2 separate regions of the Homo sapiens genome follow, and region 2 is linked to region 1. A link is a loop called in an ENCODE intact Hi-C map of the cell type or tissue named here. Cell type or tissue: HCT116. All regions are shown on one strand. Each heading gives the region's core, and the rest is flanking DNA. Links, peaks and the distances in the headings are about the cores only.

The links. Hi-C counts contacts between places; a loop is a spot of excess contacts. Peaks named below come from ENCODE experiments on the same cell type or tissue, not always from the same donor. Only the 100,000 strongest peaks of a DNase experiment are listed, where the experiment ranks them.
Region 2: it touches region 1 in a loop (5-fold over the local background); 7 of 110 quality-filtered maps call a loop at or near these places.

Annotation. Positions count from the first base shown.
Region 1 is chrX:110,403,338-110,412,958 of GRCh38, reverse strand. The region is part of intron 1 of RTL9 (retrotransposon Gag like 9); the gene reads right to left. It also overlaps a transcript of AMMECR1 not described here. Among named protein-coding and RNA genes, the nearest start is that of RTL9, 49 kb to the right of the region's middle. RefSeq lists an enhancer at 4,882-4,931. In HCT116, for the core only: a CTCF peak has its summit at 4,628 (motif pointing right); a DNase peak (open chromatin) is centred at 4,648.
Region 2 is chrX:109,887,826-109,897,446 of GRCh38, reverse strand. No RefSeq gene overlaps it. Among named protein-coding and RNA genes, the nearest start is that of TMEM164, 110 kb to the left of the region's middle. RefSeq lists a silencer at 6,360-6,429 and an enhancer at 6,213-6,507. In HCT116, for the core only: a CTCF peak has its summit at 6,363 (motif pointing right); a DNase peak (open chromatin) is centred at 6,356.

The sequences.
Region 1 (9,621 bases), core at 3,355-5,854:
GTTTATTATAAAAGTAGCACATGCTAGTTTCAAACAACTCTAATTATTGCTCAAGGGAAAATCTACCTCTCCTATTCTACTCCCCAGTGTTGACAGTCTGTCTATCCTTCCAGTCTTTTCCTGTATGTGTAACATATAATACCCTTAACAAAAATCAGATCCTACTATACTTACTCTTCTGCAACTTGCTTTTATCACAATACTATATTGGAGATATCATTGCACATCAGTATTTAAAGATCTAGCTTGTCTTTATTTGTGGCTACATCGTCATTGTCATCATTATACTAGTAGTTGGAATAGTAATGTGTAGCAATTATTAAATGCTCTGTGCCAGGTCCTATCTGAATATTTCATATGAATTATCTCATTTACTCTTCACAACTTCATGAATTGTTACTTTTCCCATTTTACAGATGAGAAACGGCACAGAGAGGTTAGAAACTTGGTCGAAGTCACACAGCTCATAAAAGCTAGAGGAGGAAGTCAAACCTAGGCAGTCTAACCAAGGCTCAAACTCTTAATCATTAGCATAGTAATGCTTAGTATGTCATTATTGGGATGTATTATAAATGATTTAACCAGTCCTTCACCGAGGTCATTTAGTTTTTTCAATTTGCTCCTATTTACAAATAATGTTTAAATGAACATCCTTATACATGGAGCATTTTGCAAAGGTAAACTCCTAAGACAGGAATTGCTGACTCAAATAACATTTCCAGTTGCCCTCCAGATGTGCATCAAGAGTGAATGAGTGTGCTGTTTCACCAGATTCTCACAAACCCTGGGTTTTAGTGACCTTTTAAATTTTTGCCAATTTGAGAGGTAAAAGCTGACATCTGAATCATCTCAATATTGTTTTAATTTGCATTTCTTAATTATTACTGATTGGTGTTCCTTTTAATAGGGCATAGGCCCTTTGCCTTTCCTCTGTGAATTGCCTGTTCATTATTCTTTGAGCATTTTTCTAGTGAATTGTTCATTATCTTCTCATTGGTCTACAGAAGCTCGTTTATTCCTTCCTTCAACAAGTATTTATTGAGTACCTACTGTATGCCAGGCACCAGTCTAGCACTAGAAATATAATAGTGAGTAAGCAAAACCTGAGCTTTCATGAAGCTAACATGTAAGCAGAGGAAATAATAGAAAAACAAGTAGCTAAATCATGTCATTGTAAATCATGGTAAGTGCTGTAAAGAAAATAATGCACTTCTTACACTGGAGCTGGTGGAGTATTCTGAATAATAAACCATTGTCTTCCTTCTATGTTGTGACTTTATCCTGGTTTATATGTTGCCTTTCCACTTTGCATGAGATATCTTTCACCATACTCAGGTTGTTAAATTTTTGCATAGTCAAATCTATCATTCTTTTTCTTCATAGATTCTACAGTTTCTCGTTGCTTTGCAAAGACTCCCTACCTCAATATTCTCTTATGCCTTCTTCTAATCTTTTAATGGTTTCTCTTTTTAACATCTAAATCTGACCTAATTGGATTATATTTTGGAATAAGGAGTGAGATAAAGATTCAGCTTTATATTTTGGTGGCAGGCCGGTTGTCACAGTAAATGGCACCATGTATTAAATGGTGCATCCTTTTCCCCAGAAATGGTGAGGCTGAAGCCCAGAGAAGGGACGACTCTTGCCCAGGGTCATGTAGCAAATTAGTGGTGACCAAACTCTTCCCAGATCTTGAGGCTACTGACTTCCATGCCAGTGATACAAAACTGAACTCATCACAGCTCCATTCTCTGGTGCACTTGAACAGTCTTCCCTGACCCACGCCAAGGTTCACTGTCGGAGGCCACAGTATTTTTCCTTTCCAATAGGCCCCCTGACTTCTCTTGCTCAGAGATACAAGTGCAGTGACCCATGGCAGCTCTGCTGCTTATAAATAGGAAGACACTTGCTGATCGCTGCTGAAATACCTCACATTAAGGCAGCTTTGGACACAGAAGACTGGAGGCAGAGAGCAGATAGATTTGCCATTTAGGAACCAAAATAGGAAGTGCCTAATTTTAAATAAAGAGATTTGGCATTGTTTTCATCCAGTTGCTGATGGAGCAGCTGCCATCGTGGAGCTTTTCAAGGAGGCTGCCTTGAATTGCGCCAAAATGATAAGCTTGTGGCTTGGAGGCTGCTGGGACTTGTCCCAAGGCCCCAGCTACGACATATCTAGGATCCAAAAGGTTATCTTGAAACGACAGGTGACTACATCACCACCAACGCAGCTTGACCTGACATCCCATTTCACTTAATGTTTCCCTTCTCCCTCCATGCTTCCCAAAGCTGTGGACATTTTGTCTGTGGAAAGCTGCTACCCCCAGGAGACAAGCATCTGGGAGAGCATCTCCACAGAAAAAGAAAAGTAAAGTGGGAGTTGAAGTCATTCAGGCTACTTGAGACAACAATTTTTAAAAGCTCCTATTTTCCCTCAGTTACCAGGAGATTTTCGGTCAAAGTGTTCAAAGAAAATAGGTGGATAATTACCTCCATTATTTCACTTGGCTTTCTATGGATAGACATCGTCAAAGATATTGGCGAGTTCCTCTTGTCCTACTAATCTTGATGGGTATTTTGTTGATTCACTTCCAAACTCTGAAGTAAATGTACTGCTTATTATAACGAAAAACAACCTTTAAGATGCCCTCTGTCCTCTACCTCTAGGCAGAGTGAGCAGCAGCTTGTACAGTGAAATTTAAGGTCCTTCTTCCCACACTAATAATGTCAGATCGTCCCACCACCAATACAGGGGAGGAAAAACCCTGAGTTCCATTTCCAACTCTGCCATGACTTGCTCTGTGACCCGAGGCGAGTCATCATCCCTGTCGGTGACTCAGCTGGCTACCCATAAAACGAGAAAGTCAGTCTGAGTGGTTTCCCTAACTGGGTTCCTCATCAAAATCACCAGTGATACTGTTAATAATATGCAGATAATTCAAGTCCTCATCTCGGACTTACTGAATCAGACTCTGAGGATTAGGAGCCACACTGCATCTGTATTTCAACAGCATTCCTGGTAATTCCATTGTACAGCCAGGTTTGGGATCTAGTGAACCAGATGACCTCAGGGTCCCTTCTGCTCCTGACAACAGGTGGTTCAATACCTCCCTCTGTACTTATGTACCATATCTCTAAGTGAGGTGCTGCCCCCTGCCCTTCTTGCTAAGTGGGAGCCCATTCTCTTATCAGGAGCCCTGAAGGCTTTAGCCATTCCTTTGTCAGATATTTAGCAGTTACCTTTGAGGACAGGACCCAGAAGGAAGGAGTACACGTATTATTGATGGGATCAGGGGAGTGAAAAAAAAAAAACAGCAGCAGCAACAACAGAAAAATGGGGGAGCTGGATCTGCCTGAAGGCCAAGACAGCCTGAGATCCTAATGGGGGCATGGAGGGCATTGACAGATTATACGTACAATACTCGAGCCTCATTTTCCCTGGTATCCTCTCTGTCTTGGCCAGACAAAACAATGCAAAGAGGTACAGCTAAGCTGGAAAACAGCCCTCTTTTTAGGTAGTGAGGTCTTTGGGCCCCTACGATTGATACCAGCAAGTGAGAATGTAAACACAACTCTCTTCACCACTGGGACCATCTGACGTCAGTCCCTTGGCTCCAGCATGTCTCAAGATAAGAGGACTGTAGGAAGCCCTGGGCCTTGACATTAGGACGCTCTAGCTTTGAGGCAAACTCTGAACTATGGTTTCTCTTCTGATAACTGGGATCCTGCCTTCTTTTGGTGATCAAAAGTCCCCGTCTCAAAAAAAAAAGTCCCCATCTCCTGCCAGTTTTATATACCCCGACTATGCTGACCTACATGCCTGACTCCAGCTGTGTGCTTGCATCCACATTCATTATTCATTATTTATAAGCACCTCAGTTAATTAGGCCAAACGGAAGCAAAACACATGGTCCTGGCCCTCACGAAGCCATCAGGCTAGCACAGTGGTGTTCAACCTTATCAGACTTAACATCCTCTCTTTTATAATAAATCTGCTTTTGCTTCACCCCTTTACTATCCTGAAATTAAATTTCTAGGTACTATAACCTACCTACACGCATAAGTTCAAAAAGATAGCTATATGTCCTGCCACATAAAGAGAAAATAAAGCAATACATAATAAAACACTATGTATTTAACTCTGTAAATGCTCACACAGGACTACATTGAATGATTAAATGAAGTAGTCAGAAGCTTGTGCCTTTATATAGAATCCCCATGAATGCAACAGTTATGGACACAAACTGATATGTTATATTGATTAATTCCAAAAGCAACATCACAATTGTTGACATGATTTCCTGAAATGGTGAATGAGTCTGTGTGATCCTCTGTAACCATGTAATCTTCCATATCTTTACAGAATAGTTGATTAAAACTGTGGGGTCGGGGCAGGGGAAGCAAAACCCTTTATGCTTAGGTATAAAACATTTATAGTAAAAGTTTAGATAATTAGAAAAGCAGTTTTCAGCTCCATGGAAGTCCAGCAGAACATTCAAAAATTATTCGGGATGCTAGACTATTTTTCATTTTGCAAGTCTGTCGTGGGCGTTGGAGAACATCTAGCATCCCCATTTCCAGTCCTCTGAATACCCTCTTGCATTTTCCAAAAGTCCCCTAGGGGGCAGTATTGTCTCAGTTGAGAGCCACCAGTCTAGTCATTCAGTTTCTGTGGAACTGGGATTTTGTCTGGTTCTTCCCAGGCTCCCAACTCCTTCACCCTTGCCTCCAAGGACTAGAGTCCCATCCTTGCTACTAGCACCTGGCAGGACTCCTAAGCCTCACCTGCTCCTGCTCAGTTCAGCTAGGCTGGGCAGGACTTCTGCTTTCACCAAAGCCAAGTGCTTCTCTAAATTGATACCTGTTGTTGCCACTCTCTTTGGGTGCCCCACTAAACTCAGCTGCAGTTGAGTTTCCTGCTCCATCCCAACAGGGTGCATTTTGCGGCATATGCCAGCTCTTCCACTCTGAACTTCCAATCTCCAGCCCCCTGACACTATGATCACCCACAGACCCAGGCCGTTGATAGTCAGTAGAACAGGTCCAACTACAGCAAGGTTTGAACTTGTGCCTCACCAGAACCCTGTGGCCTTTTGCCTTCAGCTAGATCCCCTTCTGATATTGAAACAGGAAAGAATTATCTTCTGCAAATAGAAAGAAAATGAGAGTCAGACCTTCTGTTAGGGCCCTCTTCTACCAGCCTTTAAATAGTTTTCTTGTCAGCCTCACACAGATAGCCCCAAACCATTTGAGAAGCCAGCACAGCTCCCTGCAAAGCACTGTAGCAAAAGGACTATGTACTCTGGAATCAGATGGACCTGAGTTCAAGTCCAGGGTCTATCTCATACTGCTTAAAGACAAAGAAATTCACTTAGACTCTCTGAGCTGCAGTTTGCTCACCTGGAAAAATGGCAACAATAATGAATGTCTGGAAAATGCTTAGCACAGTACCTGCCACATAGTAATCTGCTAGTAAATGGTTGTTATTTGTATTATTCTAGCAATCACATGGTATGTGCTGAAAAGTGGCTTCTGCTGACCTTACCTGTCCTATCCTATATATTTGCACTGTATCTTCTAGACCAAGGCAGAGTTTCCTGTGAGGCTCACTAGGATGAATCTGCATCCTGGGTTGAAGTTCCAACAGTGAGAAATACCAAGCTGGTAAAATCTCAAGGACTCTCTTCACCCAGCCATTGAGAATGTATTTTTATTTTTTCTATTCTGTCTCATTCCACAAAGAAAATCTTTTATGTAGCATTGAGCAAACCAGGATGGGGAAGCAGAATTAACTAGAAACTATACTTAAACAGGTTCCCACTTTCCTATAAAATTCAAGAATTGTCTGCAAAGGTGACTGGTGAAGTTGGCGGCATTGTTAATCACCTAAAGCAGCGTTTGCGCAATACCAGAGCTTTCCGAGGAAAAGGAGAAAACACAATCAATCATCCAGGTGCCAAAGAAGGCATTCAGCTCCTGTGCAGAGATGATATTAAAAAGTTACCTCAGTGCAAGCAACTAGATTAAGACAACAGACATCTTGAAGGTTCTAACCTGTTTGCTTAGCATTAAGAAATGGTGTTGAACAACCCAAAAACTATTGCATGAAACATCCACACATTCATCAATCAGTCAATATTTATGGAGCACACACTACATGCCAGGCACTATGAGAACTATAGAAAGCAGAGGAGCATAAGACTTTCCAGAACCAAAAAGAGGAATGCTTTTACACTGTTGGTGGGTGTGTAAATTAGTTCAAATATCGTGGAAGACACTGGAGATTCTTCAAGGATCTAGAACTAGAAATACCATTTGACCCAGCGATCCCATTACTGGGCATATACACAAAGGATTACAAATCATGCTGCTATAAAGACACATGCCCACCTATGTTTATTGCGGCACTATTCACAATAGCAAAGACTTGGAACCAACCCAAATGTCCATCAATGATAGACTGGATAAAGAAAATGTGGCACACATACACCATGGAATATTATGCAGCCATAAAAAAGAATGAGTTCACGTCCTTTGCAGGGACATGGATGAAGCTGGAAACCATCATTCTCAGCAAACTATCGCAAGATCAGAAAACCAAACACCGCATGTCCTCACTCATAAGTGGGAGTTGAACAATGAGAACACATGGAAGCAGAGAGGGGAACATCACACACCGGGGCCTGTGGGGCGTGGGGGGCTAGGGGAGGGATAGCATTAGGAGAAATACCTAATGTAGGTGACGGGTAGATGGGTGCAGCAAACCACCATGGCACTTGTATACCTAAGTAACCAAACTGCAAGTTCTGCACATGTAACACAGAACTTGAAGAAAAAAAAAAAACCACTTTCCAGAACCTTCCTTGAAGAACTTACTATCCAATTTGGGGAGTCGGGGGTGGAGGTGGAGAGAAAAGAACAAATCTCTAAACAAAGCAATAGAAAGCCCTTCAGCTAGGGTTTTCAGAGTAGGCTAACATCCTTTTCATTGCTGTAATTACAGTCTCATAAAATTAAGCAGACCAGATGTTCTGTGATTTGGTAAAAGAGAAAATATAGTCAAGCTTATTAAAGAGACTGTTTGACTTTACAAGGACTTGCACACCATGGTTCAGAACCAGGTGTTGGTGTCAGGTGGATCTGCGTTTAAGTTCTGGCTCCTCCACTTACTAGCTGGGTGACCTTGCCCAGGTTGTCTAACTTCTTTGGGCCCGTTTCCTCCTATGGAAATTGAGGGTAATAGCAATACCTTTTTGGAAGGATCATAGTGAAGATTAATAGAGATACCTTATATAAAACACTTAGCATAGAGCCTACCACACAGTTAATGTTCCCTTAAAAAGCAGCTTATTATAATTATTAAAAGAGAGAGAATGACTATTGCTAGCATTTGCCAAGGACATCTGGAAACTCTGAAAGAAAATTTCAGCCTCTTCTATTAGCAGTGGGGACAGGTTTCCCTCCCTTCTGGAGCACTAACATTCTTGGAGAAACAGCCAGCTGGATATGGTAAGATGGTGAGGTAAACAAAGTGTTTCTCCAAAAGTTCCATACCTTCTCCTCCCAGGTTAATTTGGCTTTTACGCTGCTACCCATTTGCTCAGAAGGGGCTCCTTTCAGCCATTGAGGCCCTCTCTGGGAGCTCTTGGTTATCCAATTTTAATGTTCCCCTCTTTACAAGCTCCCTTTGCAATTTGGCATTCTACATCTTCTTCCCTGAGGGATAACAACACAAGAAAGGATAGAAAAATTGCAACGTGACCTTTTTAAAAAGAATGACCTGTATGCAAAATCCCAACAGCACCTCTTAGAAAATACATTTACACAAAACCCCATGAAAGGCTCTGACTCATGCTTGGGGGGGGGGGGGACACAACAAGCACACCTGAATATATTTTTCGAATTTAACTGACAAAAGCGTATCTCTGAATCTCCATCACAGTATGTATAGTTTCCACCCCAAAAGTAAACACTTTAGGCTATTAGGAGAAATGACAATGGCCGTTTCAACAGAATGCGGATGACAGAATTTGCTTCCGAAAATGCTACTATGTGTATTTTCTTGTTTCCTGGTTATTAATATAACACATTTTGCCTCTGAGTGAAATGTTTTTACTTATGCCAAGAAAAATCGTGAGTTACAGGAAGTCTAACAGGCTTAATTAGTGAGTTTAACTTAATCCGGTGATTTTCAGCAACCCTGACAGAGTCAGGTTCACTCCCTGAATTTAATGGGAAGTGGTCAGAAATGGCCTTTAGCAACCTTATGAGAGAAAAGGCACATGATGCGCACAAACAAGGCCGGTTCTCCCAAGGTAAAAATAATAGGCTGAGGTACCGTAATTATCAACAGTGGTTTTTGTATACAGGTGCCTACTGCATGTGTTACCTGTTGCTTTCAGCTTTCGTAATTACAGTTTCTTATGATCAGACAGTGCTATTTTCCCTTCCTATTACCAACCAGCATGCTCAGGTGAAAGTTGTTCATGCCCCTGGAGTTTGTCCTGCGAGTGTATTTTTAAAGGCAAAGCTTCTTAGCCCAGCCAAATGAAACTGATCGGAAAAGCACCATAGAAACCAGAGGCCTATTATGTGTAATAGCTGGGCTCTTTGCAGCCCTATCCTAAGCACTAGGCCACAATTTCGGAAGGAAAGAACCTGTAAAGACTTCAGAAGACAGCAATGAAGACGATTAAGGGATTGGAAAAGAGGATCTAGGGGAAAAGGTTAAAGGTATTAGGATTATAAGGACGATTTAGCCTCAAGAGGAAAAAAAATGAAGGAGCCTGACCAACTGTTCTTCCTCGCTATTGATGGCACAGAATAAACGAATGGTAGCATGACGTACTTTAGTTTAGATGTAAGAAAGAACATGACAACAAGTCTCCGGAATCACTAAAGACTGTTCGTTCTTCATTCCTAAAACATTAGTCGAGCTTCCACCCCATGCTGGACTGTGTGCTGAGCACTGGAGAAGAAGTTCACAGGCTAATGAGGGAGACATGCCAAACAGATCATTATAAGACAGTGGGAGGCTTAGTATAATTGAAGGAATTCAGAATGCTTTGGACTTTTAAAAGGCGATTGGGTGTATACAGCACATATATATCACCTCCAGTGGGGTCTGAGGCAGTACCCAGTAATCAAGTACATTGATATTTCTGGAGCAAAAACACATGAATATTCACACAGGGTGTGAAAAATAAAGACTATAAATAACCTCATGTCAGTTCAAGTTGCGCTGCCAAATGAGTTTGTCATAAACGTACAAAGGCTCTCAGTTTCCAGAGCTTTTGGGGTTTTGGAATGATAGCTATGAGGCTATGAGTCTGGGTAAGGGGAGTCTGGCCAAGCACCAAGACCTGGGAATGACAGGGAGCTTCAGAATGTGGGCAGAGCCTGTGTCTCTAATGTGCCCCAATTCTGCTGCCCTGGTATCATGGACGTGTTTGGAGAAGGATCCGGGCATGTGCATGTGTGTGCGCGCATGCGTGTGTGTGTGTCTGTCTGTCTGTCTGTGTGTGTCTGTGTATACAGCAGGAGGAAGCTCCTTGCTGCTCCTCAGGTCAAGTCCACTTTCAGTGGCTCCTAGCAACATACTTTGAAGGAATGAGGTCTTTA
Region 2 (9,621 bases), core at 4,827-7,326, 520 kb after region 1:
TTAGGACAAGAGGAAGTCAAATTGTCCCTGTTTGCAGATGACATGATTGTATATCGAGAAAACCCCATCGTCTCAACCCAAAATCTCCATAAGCTGATAAGCAACTTCAGCAAAGTCTCAGGATACAAAATCAATGTGCAAAAATCACAAGCATTTTTATACACCAATAACAGACAAACAGAGAGCCAAATCATGAGTGAACTCCCATTCACAATTGCTTCAAAGAGAATAAAATACCTAGGAATCCAACTTACAAGGGATGTGAAGGATCTCTTCAAGGAGAACTACAAACCACTGCTCAAGGAAATAAAAGAGGATACAAACAAATGGAAGAACATTCCATGCTCATGGGTAGGAAGAATCAATATCGTGAAAATGGCCATACTGCCCAAGGTAATTTATAGATTTAATGCCATCCCCATCAAGCTACCAATGACTTTCTTCACAGAATTGGAAAAAACTACTTTAAAGTTCATATGGAACCAAAAAAGAGCCCGCATTGCCAAGTCAATCCTAAGCCAAAGGAACAAAGCTGGAGGCATCACACTACCTGACTTCAAACTATACTACAAGGCTACAGTAACCAAAACAGCATGGTACTGGTACCAAAACAGAGATATAGACCAATGGAACAGAACGGAGCCCTCAGAAATAATGCCACATATCTACAACCATCTGATCTTTGACAAACCTGACAAAAACAAGAAATGGGGAAATGATTCCCTATTTAATAAATGGTGCTGGGAAAACTGGCTAGCCATATGTAGGAGAAAGCTGAAACTGGATCCCTTCCTTACACCTTATACAAAAATTAATTCAAGATGGATTAAAGACTTAAATGTTAGACCTAAAACCATAAAAACCCTAGAAGAAAACCTAGGCAATACCATTCAGGACATAGGCATGGGCAAGGACTTCATGTCTACAACACCAAAAGCAATGGCAACAAAAGCCAAAATTGACAAATGGGATCTAATTAAACTAAAGAGCTTCTGCACAGCAAAAGAAACTACCATCACAGTGAACAGGCAACCTACAGAATGGGAGAAAATTTTTACAATCTACCCATCTGACAAAGGGCTAATATCCAGAATCTACAAAGAACTCAAACAAATTTACAAGAAAAGAACAAACAACCCCATCAACAAGTGGGTGAAGGATATGAACAGACACTTCTCAAAAGAAGACATTTATACAGCCAAAAGGCACATGAAAAAATGCTCATCATCACTGGCCATCAGAGAAATGCAAATCAAAACCACATTGAGATACCATCTCATACCAGTTAGAATGGCGATCATTAAAAAGTCAGGAAACAACAGGTGCTGGAGAGGATGTGGAGAAATAGGAACACTTTTACACTGTTGGTGGGACTGTAAACTAGTTCAACCATTGTGGAAGTCAGTGTGGTGATTCCTCAGGGATCTAGAACTAGAAATACCATTTGACCCAGCCATCCCATTACTGGGTATATACCCAAAGGATTATAAAACATGCTGCTATAAAGACACATGCACACGTATGTTTATCGCGGCATTATTCACAATAGCAAAGACTTGGAACCAAGCCAAATGACCAACAATGATAGACTGGATCAAGAAAATGTGGCACATATACACCATGGAATATAAGCAGCCATAAAAAAATGATGAGTTCATGTCCTTTGTAGGGACATGGATGAAGCTGGAAACCATCATTCTCAGCAAACTATTGCAAGGACAAAAAACCAAATACCACATGTTCTCACTCACACGTGGGAATTGAACAATGAGAACACATGGACACAGGAAGGGGAACATCACACACCGAGGCCTGTTGTGGGGTGGGGGGAGGGGGGAGGGATAGCTTTAGGAGATATACCTAATGTTAAATGACGAGGATTAATGGGTGCAGCACACCAACATGGCACATGTATACATATGTAACTAACATGCACGTTGTGCACATGTACCCTAAAACTTAAAGTATAATAAAAAATAAATAAATAAATAAACATTAACAATTTTTATAAATGGGTCAAAAATGTGATTATTTTCTATTCAAATTAATAATGCAAACACTAATACAATGTTACTTCAAATAATTAAGAAATTTTATCCAGTCGTTAGCTAAGTAATGAGGTCAAGTCATCCCCAGTAACTTCCTGTGATACCAAAGGGAATGTATTTTATCTCTAATGAAGCACACCTGGGTCTGTCATGCACTAGCAATGTGAATGTGAGCCTTTGGCTTCTGGGGGATTTTATTTCCTCTGCTATAGAATTGAAGGACTTTGTTTAAGGTGTCTTACAAAGACTTCTTGCTTTGCAAAAACATGTTGGGTAGTAAGAAGTAAATTTTTAAAGACATTTGGACTTTTTTTCTATCTGTAGAATAGCATAATTCAGAACTATTCCACACTGTTGTTCTGGAAAAATTTTCCTCATGCAATGTAAATGTAATGACTGACTTAAAAAGTCTGAAAATGAAGCATCAAAGAATAAAAATGTGGTTTAAAATCTTTAAAAAAAAAGAAATAGTAAAAATAAATAAATAAATAAATAAGGAAAGAAAGCAGGAAAAATAAAACTAAAAACAAACAAGAAATCTTGAAAGTAGCCAGAGAAAAACAATGAATTACCTATGGGGAAACACCAATTCAAATTACAGCAGATTTCTCATCTGATACCATGGAGGCAAGAACGAAGTGACACAACTTGAAAGTATGGAGACAGGAGAATTGTCAACTGCAAATTCTATATCTGGCAAAAATATTCTTAAGGAATGAGAGTGAAATAAAGCATTCTTAAATGAAGGAAAAACTAAAAGAATTTGTCACTAGCAGAACTCTTAAATAATAGCTAGGAGAAGCTCTTTAAACAGAAAAAAACGATAAAAGAAGGAATCCTGGCACATCAGGAAAAAAGTATATAAAACAAATATACTAGTACACAGAAGACATTATCAGTTTCCTCATGAGTTTTATAAGTCATGTTTGATTGCTGAAACAAAAATTATAACACCCTGTGATACTGAGGACAATGATAATTAAGACCATGGAAGATGAAGAAACATAAATAGAAGTGAGGTTTTCACACTTCACTTGAAGTAGTAAAATGCGATATCATCTAACCCCAGTTAAAATACCTTTTATCCAAAAAGCAGGCAATAACAAATGCTGGTGAGGATGCAGAGAAAAGGCAACCCTCGTAAACTGTTGGTGGGAAGGTAAATTAGTACAATCACTATGGAGAGCAGTTTGGCGATTTCTCTAAAAAACTAAAAGCAGAGCCACTGTATGATCCAGCCATCCCACTGCTGGGTATATACCCAAAGGCAAGGAAATCAGTATATCCAAGAAATATTTGCACTCCCATGTTTGTTGCAGCCCTGCTCACAAAAGCTAAGATTTGGAAGCAACCTGCGTCCATCAACAGATGAATGGATAAAGAAAAAGTGGTACATATACTCAAGGGAGTACTATTCAGCCATAAAAAATGAGATCCTGTCATTTGCAACAACATGGATGGAAGTGGAGATCATTATGTTAAGTGAAATAGCCAGTCACAGAAAGACAAACCTCATGTTTTCACTTATTTGTGGGAGCTAAAAAAAAAATTGAACTCATGGAGATAGAGAGTAGAAGGATGGTTACCAGAGGCTGGGAAGGATAGTGGGGGGTCAGGGGAAGTTGGGGATGGTTAACGGGTACAAAAAATAGTTAGAAAGAATGAATCAGACCTAGTGTTTCAGGATGCATACCACGTTCTCCATGATGTGTTTATTTCACATTGCATGCCTGTATCAAAACATCTCATGTACCCCATAAATATATTCACCTACTATATACCCACAAGCACTAAAAATAAAAAGTTTTTAAAACTAAGTCAGGATTGATCACAGACATAAACATAAAATGAAAAACTATAAAACTTTTAGAAAAAAATAGGAGGAAATCTCTGGGATCTAGAGTTCAGCAGAGTTTTTAGAGTCAGCCCTAAAAGCAGGGTTTATAGAAGGAAAAATAGTTCATCGAAAATTTTAAAACTTTTGCTCTGTGAAAGTACATATGAAGAGAATGAAAAGGCAAGCTACAGACTGGGAAAAAACATGTACGAATCACGTATCTGAGAAAGTACTCATGTCTACAACACACAAAGGACTCTCAAAACTCAATATTTGATAAATCCAGTTAGAAAATGGGCAAGATATATACAGACATTTTGCGAAGAGAATATACACATGAAGAATAAACATGTGAAAAGCTATTCAACATTGTTAACCATTAGAGAAATGCAAATTACAGCTACAATGAGATAGTACTACATACATATCAGAATGTCCAAAATAAAAAATAGTGGCAACACCACTATTAGTGAAGGTGTAGAGAAACTGAGTCACTCATACATTGCTTGTGGGAATGTAAAATGGTATGGCTACTCTGGAAAACAGTCTAGCAGTTGCTTTAAAAATTAAACACGTAGCTGGGCGTGGTGGCTCACACCTGTAATCCCAGCACTTTGGGAGGCCGAGGTGTCGGGGTCACTTGAGCCCAGGAGTTTGAGACCAGCCTAGGCAACGTAGGAGGATCCCCATCTCTACAAAAAAAAAAAAAAAATTAGCCAGAAGCACACCTGTGGTCCAGCTACTTGGGTGGGCTGAGGTTGGAGGATCGCTTGAGGCCAGGAGATGAAGGCTGCAGGGAGCCATGCTCATGCCACTGCACTCAGCCTGGATGACAGAGTGAGCAAAGTGAGACCCTGTTTCGAAAAAAACAAAAAAAAGTTAAACACGTGCTTACAATGTGACTTAGCAACTGCAATCTTGGGGATTTATCCCAGGGAAATGAAAACTTATATTTATGTAAGACCTGTAAATAAATATCACAAATGCCCTTCAATGGGTGAATGATTAAACTGAAGCTCATCCATACTGTGGAATACAACTCAGCAATAAAAAAAACTACATGCAACAGCCTGGATGAATCTTTAGAAAATTATGCTGAGTGAAAATAAGCCAGTCCCAGAAGTTACATATTGTACAATTCTATCTATATCATGTCTGTGAAGTGACAAAATTATAGAAATGAAGAACAGATTAATGGTTGCCTAGGTTTAAGGAGGTGGGGGGAGATGAATATGATTATAAAAGGGCAATAGGAGGGATCCTCAAGGTGATGGCACTGTTCAGTACTTTGACTATGTACTATAAGACCTACTGTTTTAGGATGCATACCCCATTTTCCATGATATGCTTATTTAACATGTGGTGGTATCCATCACATGAACTTACATGGATGATCAAATTATATAGAACTAAATACACATACACACATATGAGGATAAATATTAATAAAACCAGGGAAATCTGAATAATATAGGTGGATTGTATCAACATCACTATTCTTACTATGATATTACAGTTTTCCAAAATGTTACCATTGGGGAAAACTGGGCAAAATGTATGAGAGATCTTGCTCTTGTTTTTTTTAGCTGCATGTGAATCTGCAATTATCTCAATAAAAATGTCAATTAAAACAAATGGCCAGTGTTGCTGAGCTTAGTGGATGAGCAGGAGAGTGGTGAGCGACAGGTAGATGAGCTAAGCAGAAGACAGATTATCCACAGCCTAGTAACCCACGGAAAGACTTTGGATTTTATCCTAAACCCATTGGGAAGCCATTGGCGGGGAGTCACATGAATTTACATATATTTTAATAAATAATTCTGGTTGCTGTGTGGAGGGGCCAGAGTGGCAGCAGGGAGACCATTGTAGCAGGCCAATGTTTTTCCCTGTATTGCTACCATTGTAGCAAGAAATTTCTGCTAGCTTGGATCAGAAATGAGTGAAGATGGAGAGATGTGGATGGATTCAGGATATATTTTGGGGGTGGAGCTAACAGAAGTTCATAGCTGGATGGATGACTATGAAGTTCCCAGTCCGGGAATTTTCTGGAATGGGGCCACTTCTACACAAACACCCTGAGCTATTCTTATAGGACAAGTGAATTTTCAGAAATGGAATATACATTTGAGTACATGCCGACGGCCTGGCCTATCACATGGGATTGGTATCAGCCTTTCTGGTAGCTTTAGACATTAGAAATCTCAAGCTATGTGGAAATTTTTAAAATAGAATTACCAAAAAAAAAAATGGCTCCTCTTGGCAGACAGATTAGAAAAAAGAGGTCAACCTCCAGATGGATGCAGTCCTGTGCAGGGCACAAGGCTTGGTGAGAAGAGCATGAGCTTAATTTCATTCCCACATCCCTTTAGCCAGGCGCCATTGTGTGGAGCACAAAAAAAGCCCTGCAGCCCTGCTGCCCATACCTAGAAGCTTGAGTCCTGCCTGCTGTTATTGCTGCCTGTGGACACTAGGGGGCAGGGCAACTATGTAAATTAGGCCTTCCCTTGCGTTCTTGGGAGGGTCTGATGTGGTGGCCCACGGACGTGGGCTGGACTTCACCTTCAGGTAAAATCCGTTAGCTCCCAGAAGTTCCCAGGCTTAGCTGGTCTGGGAAATTAATTGCTCATTAATCTCTTTGAGACAGAAGAATTGGGCTGCCAACTCATTTGACTGGTAAAACTAACCCAGTTTCCTACAAGTTTGTTTATATCTTGCCAAGTGGAGCTATGGAATGTTTCTTAAAGCAGTTTAGAAATCTGAAAAAATCCAGTATAGTCCACATCACTCCAGTATAATTCCAACATATTCTGGCTTGCAAAAGGGATCCCACCGTATTGCCAGTCAGCCAGCTAGGGAAGAGTGTGATTTATGCAGTGTTTCCTTAGAACCCAATGTTTCCAGTTATAATTGTATCTGAGCAATCTGAGTCTAGTGGCCTCCCTTGTTAATCTCTTAGGTGGCAGCACCAATGGGGTTGAGAAGACAGGTCCGGATGATTGTGAGAATAGTTCCACAGCCTCCTTGCCTGTCACTGAGTGCACAGGGCACAGAGTACAAGCATTGCTTCCTAGTGGCTACTAGGTGGCCTCTAGCATCCCCAGCCTCGGGGACCATGTCAGCTCTGTCCAAGAGGATGGGCAGATTGTGTGAAGGTGTCAGGAGACTAGCAGAATGACATTTGGGAAAGATTTCTGAGTGCCAGATGGAAGGACATGGCTACAATAGGGCATGGCAGCAGAAGGAGACAGAGGGGAGCGTAGAGAGCCAGTGTGCTGTGTCAACCGGGGCTCAGAGAACCAAGGTGAATGGAATTAAGACAACTGAAGTGAAGCAGAAGGAGGCAAATCCAGAACAGAGGGACCCAATGCCCCCGTGGGGTTGTGTCATGTTGGTATTTCTCTGGAAAGACTGTGTCTAGTTAGTGCATGGGGCCAGGATGAGGAAAATAACAGTAAAGCATTCTGTACTTTTCTAGGCTGTCTCAGTCCTATGTAAAGGTGGTGGGGGATTTGCCCTGAAAGGTGTTCTGCAAGCCCCCCTCTCAGGATAACTATATTTGCGTGGTCAGCCTGGTACCCTGAATTATTATTGTTATTTTTAATTACAAACATGTGCTTTGAATCATTAACACAAGAGAGGTCTTGTGGAAGCCAAGACTGGCTGTGCAGCCGCGGATGAAGCCTGCTTTGCAGCAGAGGGCAGCATCCACTGGTTATAGTTCATTCCTGACCTGAACAAGCCTAGTGAAAACTTTAGGGAGATTGAACAGGGGAGGAGGATGTGGTCTGGAAAATGGGAAGGGGGTGGATTTCCTCATGTTTCATCTTCTCTTGCAATGTCATGGTGTATCTGGGGACTCGGTTGTTACTGAGCACTTCTCTCCATTGAGTACAGTAAAAAGTCATAGAGGAACCAAAGAAGCTGACAAGGACTTTGAGGGATTTTTGTTGTTGTTGTTTAATCCCCAAGGAACCTTGGATAAAAGAATGATTACTTTTGCAGGAAAAGTAGCTACTAGGATTGTTTGTGGTGTGGATTTCTTTTTTGTGACATGTAAAAACACTGGTTTTAATCTAGTTTTAACACCCTGAAAATGGTTTATCTCAATATGTGCTCATCTTCCTTCCCCTTTCCAAGGGGGCCCTCCTCAAGTTCCCCTATCAGTAGCTGTCTCACTTCCTCTTAAAAGTCCCCACCCAGTAGCTGCCACATTTCACTTTGGGAAGAGGAGTAACTAAGAATGGGTAAGCTGGCTCAGAGCTTCCTTGCCCTCCTTGTCAGGGGCTCAAATTGATCTGGATCCCCTCTCCCCAAGGTTATCCAGTAACATTACAGGGACCTGAGTGTCTGCAACTGAAGTGAACTCTTGGAGAAAGGCTTGTGTATGACTTGTACCCCTTTTGGCCCAAGAAAACTCAGACAAGTCTTAGCCACTTACTCATTGTAAGAAGCAGATACGGTGTTTGAACAGAGGTCTTTTGATTGCAAATTTAGCCCTCGCTTTATGACATTGGGAGGGTCTTCTGAATAATAGAAACTTGATTAATGCCCATTGAGAGGTCATGTATATGACACAGTGGTTAAAATCCCAGTGTCTGACAACTGATGTGTGTATGTGTGTGTGTGTGTGTGTGTGTGTGTGTGTGTGTGTGTTAAAGTATACATAACATAAAATGTACCATTCTAATCATTTCTGAGTATATAATTCAGTGGCATTAAGTCTATTCACAGTGCTGTACAATCACTACTATCTATTTCCAGAACATTGTCATCATCTCAAACAGAAACTCTGCACTGACAACTAGTTTTCAATTCAGGTTCTGCCACTTAGTAGCTGTGTAAACTTGTACAGAGTCCTTAATTTCTCAGGGCCTCAACTTCCTCATTTATAAGAAGAAGATAGTAATAGTACCTGCTTCATATGATTGATTGTGTGTATATAGTAATATTTATTCATATTAATGACTAATATCAATTGATTTGTTAATTGATGAATATTTATTCCGTATTTACTGAGTTTTTACTCTGTGTCAAGCACTATGCTTTAACTAGTGAGTGACAGGGTGAAGACTTAAACTCAGATTGGCTTGACCTTAGGGCTTGCATCTGTACTGCTTTTACTGTGAGGATTCAGTGAGATAAGGATGCTCAGTGCCTGCCACACAGCATTCCCTCAACCAATGCTAGCTAGTTATTTTAGTTATTTCTTTTTTTTAGAGATGCAGGTCTTCCCTCTGTTACCCAGGCTGACCTAGAACCCCTGGCCTCAAGTGATTCTCCCACCTCAGCCTCCCGAGCAACTGGGACTACAGGTGCAAGCCACTACTACACCCAGCTTAAATGCTATTTTATGGTTATCATTACTGCTGTCAAATTGAGTTTGAAACTCGTGCCTTAACTTCTCTGGTGACAGTAAGTTGCTCTCTCCTCCTGCACAGGGAATGTCACAAATAGCAATAAATTTTCCCTCCGTTTACGTAGGAAAAAGAGGTAGGCAGCCTCTCTGATGGATGTCTGACTAACCACATCTATTTGCCACCCAAGAACTGCCACCCTGGTCGGGTGTGGTGGCTCATGTTTGTAATCCCAGAACTTTGGGAAGCCAAGGCGGGCGGATCACTTGAGGTGAGGAGTTCGAGACCAGCCTGGTCAGTATGGTGAAACCCCATCTCTGCTAAAAATACAAAAAAATTAGCTGGGTGTGGTGGCGCATGCCTGTAGTCCCAGCTACCTGGG